2 separate regions of the Mus musculus genome follow, and region 2 is linked to region 1. A link is a loop called in an ENCODE intact Hi-C map of the cell type or tissue named here. Cell type or tissue: heart. All regions are shown on one strand. Each heading gives the region's core, and the rest is flanking DNA. Links, peaks and the distances in the headings are about the cores only.

What was found. Peaks named below come from ENCODE experiments on the same cell type or tissue, not always from the same donor. Only the 100,000 strongest peaks of a DNase experiment are listed, where the experiment ranks them.
Region 2: it touches region 1 in a loop (6-fold over the local background); 5 of 42 quality-filtered maps call a loop at or near these places.

Annotation. Positions count from the first base shown.
Region 1 is chr10:85,181,558-85,185,943 of GRCm38, forward strand. It overlaps Cry1 (cryptochrome 1 (photolyase-like)), which reads right to left and starts at 3,497. Exons shown (of 13, transcript NM_007771.3): 1 at 2,757-3,497. The coding sequence starts at 2,914. In heart, for the core only: a CTCF peak has its summit at 2,294 (motif pointing right); DNase peaks (open chromatin) are centred at 2,164, 2,924, 3,564 and 3,814; H3K4me3 peaks cover 2,598 bases; H3K27ac peaks cover 1,507 bases.
Region 2 is chr10:85,101,025-85,105,410 of GRCm38, forward strand. Fhl4 (four and a half LIM domains 4) reads right to left here and starts at 1,471. Exons shown (of 2, transcript NM_010214.4): 1 at 1,272-1,471. It overlaps Tmem263 (transmembrane protein 263), which reads left to right and starts at 1,603. Exons shown (of 3, transcript NM_001013028.2): 1 at 1,603-1,973. In heart, for the core only: no CTCF peak of the experiment used is centred there; DNase peaks (open chromatin) are centred at 1,557 and 2,327; H3K4me3 peaks cover 2,833 bases; H3K27ac peaks cover 2,471 bases.

The DNA of each region.
Region 1 (4,386 bases), core at 138-4,137:
TCTTTCTTTTTTTTTTTTGAGACAGGGTTTCTCTGTGTAGCCCTGGCTGTCCTGGAACTTACTCTGTAGACAAGGCTGGCCTCAAACTCAGAAATACGCCTACCTCTGCCTCCTAAGTACTGGGATTAAAGGCGTGCACCACCACTGCCCAGCTGATCTACATGTTTCTTATTGAAATCATATACTAGAAAGTAAAATGGGCAAGTATGCAGGCACATTTGTAAATTTAGTTCTTAGTACATTAGTAGATGAAGAGGTCTTATATGTGATATTACACCTGCTGTGGTCTGAATGTTGATTTCCATTCCCAGAATTCTTACGATAAAACCTAATCTCCAAAGTGATGTTATCATGGGACAATCAAGTTAGGAGAGTTCTACCCTCACCAGTGTGATTATTCCCAAGGTCAGACCTGTGAGAATCTTTTCAGTTCTTCCACAATCTAAGAGCACATAGAGCATGTATCTACGAAGTGAAATGCCCTTACTAGAGATCAGATGTACCAGTGCTTTGATCGCAAACTTCTCAGCCTCTAGTACTGAGAGAAATATGTCTTTTATTTGTAAATTACTCAATCTAAGGTGTTCTGTTACAGCAGCCAAACCAAGTAATGACACCAAATATTCATTTACAAAAGCTTCCTAAGAAGGTCTAAGACGCAATGATGAGCAAGTGGTTTCAGAGCTCAGAAGTCTCTGTATCATCCTACACTGGGTAATGAAGGTACCACAGGGAAAAGTGACATCTGGGCTGAGTTTCGAAGAGATAAGTAGACTTCTGAAAGCTCACAGTTAGCAGGGCAGTGGTGGCGCACACCTTTAATCCCGGCACTCGGGAGGCAGAGGCAGGTGGATTTCTGAGTTTGAGGCCAGCCTGGTCTACAGAGTGAGTTCCAGGACAGCCGGGGCTATACAGAGAAACCCTGTCTCAAAAAAAAAGAAAAAAAACAACAACAACATCAACAACAACAACAAAAAAAAAACAAAACAAACCAAAAAACAACCAAACAATAACAACAAAACCCCTCACAGTTTAATAGCTATTCATGGAGGTTTTCTGACAAAAACCTTCCAGTAAGTTTTAATCACCTCTGTGCCCACTGAGATACCCTCCTGACTCCCCAGGACTAAGTCACCACTAACCTGCTCTCCATCCCTGTGTACTTGCCCATTGTGGATAGTTCATATAAGCACAATCATCAAGTATGAAGTTTTATGACAGCTTCTTTCAGCTAACATGCTCTCATGGTTCACCTACACATTTCATGGCATTTATCAGTATCTCATTCCTTCATGGCCAAGCAAGTAACTGGTGCATGGATACACACAACAGGAGGCCCATTAATCAGCCGGTTGGCACGAGGGCTGTTTTCACCTGTTGACTGTGATAATACAGCTCTTTTTGTTCCGCTCAACCCCACAACCAACTTGCCGGCACATCCACACAAGCCATTCTCCAAGCTTGCACCCGGAAATGAACGTCTCCTAAGCGGTGTCCACACTTCTTATCCAGCTTCAATGCCCGATCAGTCACGTTCTCAGAATCCCAACCAAAGAAGGTTTTTTTTCTAACTTACGTTAGATGACATCACTTCTCTGCTAATACCCTTGTACTGCAGTCATTTCCACTCTCCTGGGGTAAAGTCACAGACCTTAGTGACGGCGCATAAAGCTCTAGAATCTGGCCCCCGTTACAACTATAACTTCATCACCTAGTACTTTCCCCCAGAGGTTTTGCTCGTCATTCTGGCTGGCTGTTCCTTCCAAAGATCAAACCCATTCTCACCTCAGGACCTTTCCCTGGAATGTTCTTCCCTTAGACAGCTGCATCCCATGTCTTCAAATCGGCGACCACTTTCTCCACACATCCTAGCTGTGGTAACTTCCAGTGAGCTACATCCCCAGCTAATTAACATTGTTTTAAATTGTGTCCCCATCCCTATTCCTGTTTACCTCGTCTTTTCTTTGCAACACGTCTCATCTCCAAAAGGACTACATACGTATTTTTTTCTTGGACATATGCCTGAAGAGGGCAGACTTCTCGTTCACAGCTCTATCCCTCATATCCAAAGACACGGCTGGCACATAAGCTATCAATATTATCTGCTGAACTAATGCTTTCGTTTCATTCCGCCACACAATCGTCTATCCTGTTTTCCCAGGCACAGCTCACAAAATGTCCGGAGGATTTCTTCCAGTCGCAATTCCCTAGAAGGATTATACTTTGCCTCGAAAGAAAAACTGTGCTTTGTCTTGTCAACCACAAGGAGGAGTTGAGAGAGAGAGTTGGGAAACCAGCTAATTCTTTCCCTTGCTTTTCCTCCTCTAACCTCAAGGGGGAAGAAAGCTGGATCCGGAGCCCGCTATAATAAATGAATGGTTTTTCTCCACACTATGAGTTACCTAGACACACACGTCAACATTAAAGATTACAACCCTTTCGGAGGCCTAAGATATCAAGGCCATTATGATCTGGGAGTGTTTAATTCTCCTCCTAGTTATTTCTCGCAAATCAGGGAAGGCGTTCCCATCAACACAGACACATAACTTACCGGTAAAAGCTAAAGTGTTTCAGGGTCGTCAATAATCTCTACTACTAAGTCTGTACTATTTAATATTGACCACATCTACAATTCTTTAACGATGTAGGCAATTCGGTCCCTGGACTAAAACCAAATCTCAGATCTGACACTAACGCATCGACACCCGACTCGCGCACACCGCGATCGATTGATTTCCCAAGCGCTTCGGACTCACCGCCACCTGTTGATGCCCACGTTGGAAGAGCCGGCGAACCAGGGGTCGAGGATATAGACGCAGCGGATGGTGTCGGCGCCCTGGATGCACTCCTTCAGGGCGGGGTTGTCGTGGAGCCGGAGTCCCTTTCGGAACCAGTGCACGGCGTTCACCCCCATGCTCGGGGCGCGGCGGGTCACCCCGACTTCCTCTACCGAGAGCTTCAAGGGAGGGAAGCCGGGCTCATAACCGACACCTGCGCTTCCAAGAAAACCTCCTCACCCGAGGAGTGGGGAAAGGGCTGCAGAGAGGGGACGGGAGGAGGCGACGCCGAGGCGGGGCGCGGAGGTGGCGAGCGCGCAGCTGGCAGATGAATGGAGGCTGCCGAGGCGCCGGGATCCACGCGCGACGTCCTTCAGGAGCCCGCGCCCAGCGTCCGGAGGACACGCATACCTTCCAGGGCCTGAGACCCCCGGAGCGCAAGCGAGCGCGCGGGGCCCGAGCCGCCACGACGGCCCGAGCTGGTCGCAGCAGCCCCGGGAGGCTCGTCACGGAAACCTCGCCCAACCGAGGCGACCCGCGAGGAGACGGTGGCGCGCCCGAGGCGGCCTCCACGAACGGACACGAGCTCACGCGGCCTCCGCGCGACGCGGCCTGTGCGTCCCGGAGTGGGCAGCGAGCTCGGAGAGCGCGGGCTAGAGCTCCAGGCCGCGGGACGCTCGCCTGCCGGTCACCGGTCCCGAGGCTGCCCGGGTGACTCCGCCGCGTCAGCGGCCTCCGCCCCGCCCCCGGCTTCTCATTGGGCGGCATGCACCCCACGTGACCACCGGCACCTCACGTTTCTGAAGTGTGTTTACTACACTGGCTCAGACCCCCGCGTGCGCCGCCGCGCCCGGTGCTTCGGGACCGGTTGCGATCGCTGGGCGCTCACGACCTGAGTTCTCGCGTGGGATCCGGACTCGCAGCCTCTGCGGGTCTCCTGAGCCCCAGGCCGCTCGCGGGGGCCACAGGCCGCGAGAAGGGGGAGGAGGCATAGTTCTGCTCCCGGGGCCGGGAGCCGCCTCCATTGGCCGAGGCTCGCGGGGACCCGGATGAGCACGGGGCTGCGGGGAGCTCGCGGGCGCGCGCTCTGCCGGGCACGGCGCGCGTGCGCTGCGCTCTCGCGGTGGAAGAGAAGAGGCTAGGACGCGGGAGCGCGCCCAGGGCTCTTCCTATGGGTTGTGTGGAAGGTCTGAAGCCAGTTCCGTGTGCCCTGAGAGTTATTGCTGGGCTGGGTGAGAGGCAACCGAGGCACAGTCCTGCCTCTCACCCAGCTTCAATCAGGTGTTAATCGGAGTCCCCTGCTCTGAAAGGAGCAGAAATCACGCCGTTAGCCTTTTTTACTGTTTGGGGCGGGCACCTTTGCCCAAGCTCTGGAGAAGACAGGTCCGATCTCAGATATTCAGCATTTCATAATACTGTAGATACATCGTCAATTTATCAACTCTAATCTATTACATGAAGTGTAGTTTAGAAGGTATTTTGATTAGGTTTTTGGGCTTTTTGCTTTGCTTTTTTTTTTTTTTTTTTTTTTTTTCTTCAACTGAAGTTAAATGGGAAGAGGAACCTTAATTGTAGTAAAGACTTCCATCAGGTTGCCTGTAGGGAAGTC
Region 2 (4,386 bases), core at 165-4,164, 81 kb before region 1:
CCTTTGCAAGAGCAGTGAGTGCTCTTAACCACTGGGCCCTCTCTCCATTATTATAGGTAAGGAAACTGAGACAGCAAGAACTGACTGGGGTCAGATCTATAAGAAATACTGGACTACCTGTACTTGTAGGTTCAGAAGGAGCCAAAAGCTCCCTGGTACCTTCATTGGTTTATGAAACAGAATATACCACTGCTTTGAATTATAGCCTTAATTACTAGCAAAACTGTAAGTCAATTTGGAAAGAAAGTTATAAAGTTCTGCATTGTAATTTTGCCCAGGGTTCAATCTTGAAATCACCTATTAAAATCCTATTAAGAATTCAGGAGTCTATGACAATAAAAGATTGGTACTCAGTTAATACCACAGTTCAAACTCTCCTAATCATCATTCTCTTTTAGTTCTGTAAAACAAGATTATCATAATTTCAGCACAGTGATCTGAATGGACTTAATTCATCGATTTGATAACGGTTAAGCTCTAGTTCATTCTATTTAAGAACTGAACCAAGGTTAGCTCCCTCTCAGGATTTTTTGTTGTTGCTGTTAGCATCCCTTTTCTGAGACTTGATAAACACTTGCTATCCAGTTACACCACGCTGATTACTTTCATTTAAAAATTGAGGTCCCCTGTCCTGTGTATGTTTCCACTTGATAACTAGGTCGTGAAAAGAAAAAAAATCTCACGTTTTGGTATAATTTCTCAGTAAAGCCCCCTTACACCCACAGTCTCTCTTCTTATCTTTCCCAAAAGTGTAGGGTGGACTTATTGTCATTTTTATCTTAAAGATGTTGAGAGTCAAGGAAAAGCTAATAGCAATTATCTAGTCAGGTAGCCATTTCGTCACGTCTCTGCTTCCTCCTCACAGCCTTCCTAGGCAGCTATCACAAGCCCCCTTGGAAGCTCACTGTCCTGTTTCCCATCTGAAGCAGAGGCAACGCTGAACCCAGAGGACTTCCCAGACAGCATCTTCTTAGGCTGCTCAATACTTTACAGGACCCCACCAGGGATCCCCCCTCCCCCCAAGGCTGGCAAGAACGTGGAGGGGCCCTGACGAAGCCCTAGTTAGGAAGTGACAGTTTTCCTCCCTCTCCAGTTCAATTCTCACATCGATGAACCAACCTTCTTTCGCTACCAAAATTCAAGGCCCCCTGAAAGGCCTTGGGCATCCGCTGTGTGATGAGGGCGAACCTGACATGTTTACGCTCAAGGACTCCAGGTGGACCAACAACAACAACAAAAACCCCACACAAATTAGCAAGGCCTCGCCTCACCCTATCACTCGGTGACACAGGCTCGCAGAGCGCCCTGGGGAGAGCGACTGACAGAGGCCCTGCCCGTCACTCCCTTAGGGCAGCAGCTAAAGGTTGAAGCCCCTGGGCGAAGGAGAGGGAGACACCGGCGAGCATGCCGCCCTCCTCAGGGGAGAAGTTCTAAACCCCCATAACCGTTAGTTCCCTCGAGCCCGGAGAGTGGCCGAAGACTCGGGCGAGGCCGGAGGCGCGCGCCTCGCCGGGGCAGCGCCCCCTCGCCTGCTCTGATTGGGTGGCCGGGGCGGAGGGGGCGGGGAGACCCTCCGGATGAGGCGCGCGCGCAGGCTGGCCGGGGGCTGCTGGGAGGGCTGCGCGCGCCGAGCGACCGGTGGGCGCGGGAGGTGGGGGGGCGGAGGGCCGGGGGCGCGAGTGCGCGTGCGCGTCGGAACCCGAGGCGCGGGAGGAGGCGGGAGCTCCGGAGGCTGCGGAGGGGGCGGGTCGCGTCAGGCGCCACGTCCGCAGCCAGAAGCCGCCGCTGCCGCCGCCGCCGCCTCGCACCGACCTCGCACCGAGAGTCTTCCGACTTCTGAGCCGGAGAAGAGCATCTAGGTCGCGTAAGCCACTCCCGGGCCGCATCAGGGCCTCTGCTGCCCCGGCCGCTTCTGCTGTTCTCCGTGCCACCGCTCCCTCCGCCCGGCCGCAGCTCCCGGCCTCGACCCCGCGGTGAGTGAGTGTGTCCCATGGCTGGGGCGGGGGCGGGAGGGTGTCGTCGGCCTGAGTGGCCGCACTCCGGGCCCTTTCCCGTTAGCCTCATCTGCACCTCACCTGCACGACCCCGGGGCCTGGCCGCTCCAGCCTGGCCCTTTGCGGGGGGACACTGAACGGGAGGGGGATGGGCGGGAGTCGTTGGGGGGCGTACGGAGGTATGGGGTTACCCCAGTGGGTCCACGAGTTTGTGGACGCGGTGTCTGCAGTTGAAGGGAGTCGCTCTGGAAGCCTGGGTCTGACCTCTTGCCTTGAGTGTCAGGCTGGTGCGGAGGAGGAGATGGGGCATCCGAGGAGGAGCCCAGCTTCCTTGCCCCACTTAACTTCTGACCTGTTGATAAACGGTCCCGGTGGGTTCAAGTACACAGGGCTTGGCTCCAAGCGGAGATTCCCGCTGCTCTTCCTAAATCGGGAACTCCACTCCCACGCCTGTTCTAAGCCCGCAGGTGTGGGAATGAAGAGGGGCGCTGGCAGTGTCAAGGAGTGACTGGGGAGCAGGGGGGAAGGAGTCCTGGAGCAGCCGCCAGTGCAGTCACTGCCGACCCCAAGCTCAATCCAAAACCGAGCCTGCCATGCACAAGCAGCATCTAGTCTAGCCCCGGAGCTGCCACTCGGGATCAAGTTGGATCGTCTCTCTTAAGCCCGTCTTATATTGGAATTCCGCAGGAACTAGGGTGTGCTGGATGGACAACGAAGGGGCGGAGGAAGGAGGTGTCCAAGCCAGCACCAGCCTCTAGGGTCATTTTCTGCCTCTCCTGCCACGTCACTGCTCTGCTCAGGGGAAAAAAAAAAAGACTTGCTTGTGCCTAAAGGTGGATCAATGAGGGGGAGCTAGGGCTGCTGGGAAGAGTTAGAAACACCTAGACTAGGAAGCGAAATCTTACTTGATTGTGTCTTTTGTATCTTGTGAACGCTACTAATCCAAAAGGAAACATTGTGGGTATTTGTATCTGCTATTGGTTAGTGCTTAAAACTTCTAGTTGTTGCCGCTCAAGGGCTATCACACTAACAGGTAAGTATGTTTCCATTCTTGCTTTAGCAACGCTTAATACACATCTGCTTTCATTTTTCACTTTCATTTTTTTTTGTATAGCAGCACTTATACCAGAAACTAAGTTCAATGAAAGCATCATTCGAAAAAAGTTCAATGAAAACATCATTCGAAAAGTTTAATTGATTTTAACATATAAATTCAAAAGTGTTTGATATATATATGTTTATATTCGGGGAAAATCTTGACTTTCCCGTTTCCGTCCTTGAGTCTTTACCCTTTTCCTACATTCTGATGCTACTGGACCAGATGACATACAATTAAGAGTACGGTCTTTATGTTCACTCATTGTCTCAACAAGATGTGGCACAAAGTAGGAATGGCAGCATCTATTGAACAAATTAAGTGTATTTTAGTGAGGATGACAGAAGTACTGGTTTTCTGGCTTGGCAGAATATTTTAATCCTATTTCATGTTTCTTTAAGAAAAATACTTAAAACTATTTTGACAGTCTCGATTATTTGTCACTTTGTGTGGGATTTTTTGTTTGTTTGTTTGTTTTGTTTTTTTCTGTGTAGCCCTGGCTGTCCTGGAACTCACTTTGTAGACCTGGCTAGCCTCGAACTCTGAAATCCGCCTGCCTCTGCCTCCCAAGTGGTGGGATTAAAGGCGAGCACCACCACTGCCCGGCCGTGTGGGATTTTAAAACTTTCATTGATAAATTTTTCTTTGTTGCCAAACTCAGTGCTTTTCTTGTAGTCTATTTGCTGTTAATTTAGTTGGCGGGAGCTACCTTTTATACAAGCAGTGATCAGCATTGTTAGCTACAGAAGCATAAAACCCAGCAAGGTGATGTCTTGCTGTGCATTGCTTGCTAGTATATGTGTAGTTTTGAAACTCCTCAAAGTTAGTTGGCAAAGGAATGAAGACATGCTATTTTCCACGTAGCCCATGCAGAAGAATTCCCTCCCTCCTTCTTCTTAGATAGATTCTCATTCTAGAGCCTGGGCTGGCCTAGACCTCCTAAGTCTTGCTGTAGCTTCCTGAGAGCTGAGATTATGGGTGTGAGCCACCATGCCTAGTTTAGTCTTTTTCTTATACAAGAAGCCTGTTACTTGTGTAACAAATGTTTAAAGTGACTTTGAAGGTAAAGTGTTACACACTGTACACACTGTATTTTGTAGTTGAGCTTTTTACTGTTAACTTACTTGACTTTAGAGAGGTTATACCCTGAGGCTTTTTAAAAAAACATATTTTTAGATCTTGTTTTCTTTGTGGCCCCAAATTAAATTTGTATATAAAATGTTACTGAAACTCACAAATGACATTTCTTCATCAGTGATTTTATTTTTTTCTTAAAAAATCCACACATATAACAGA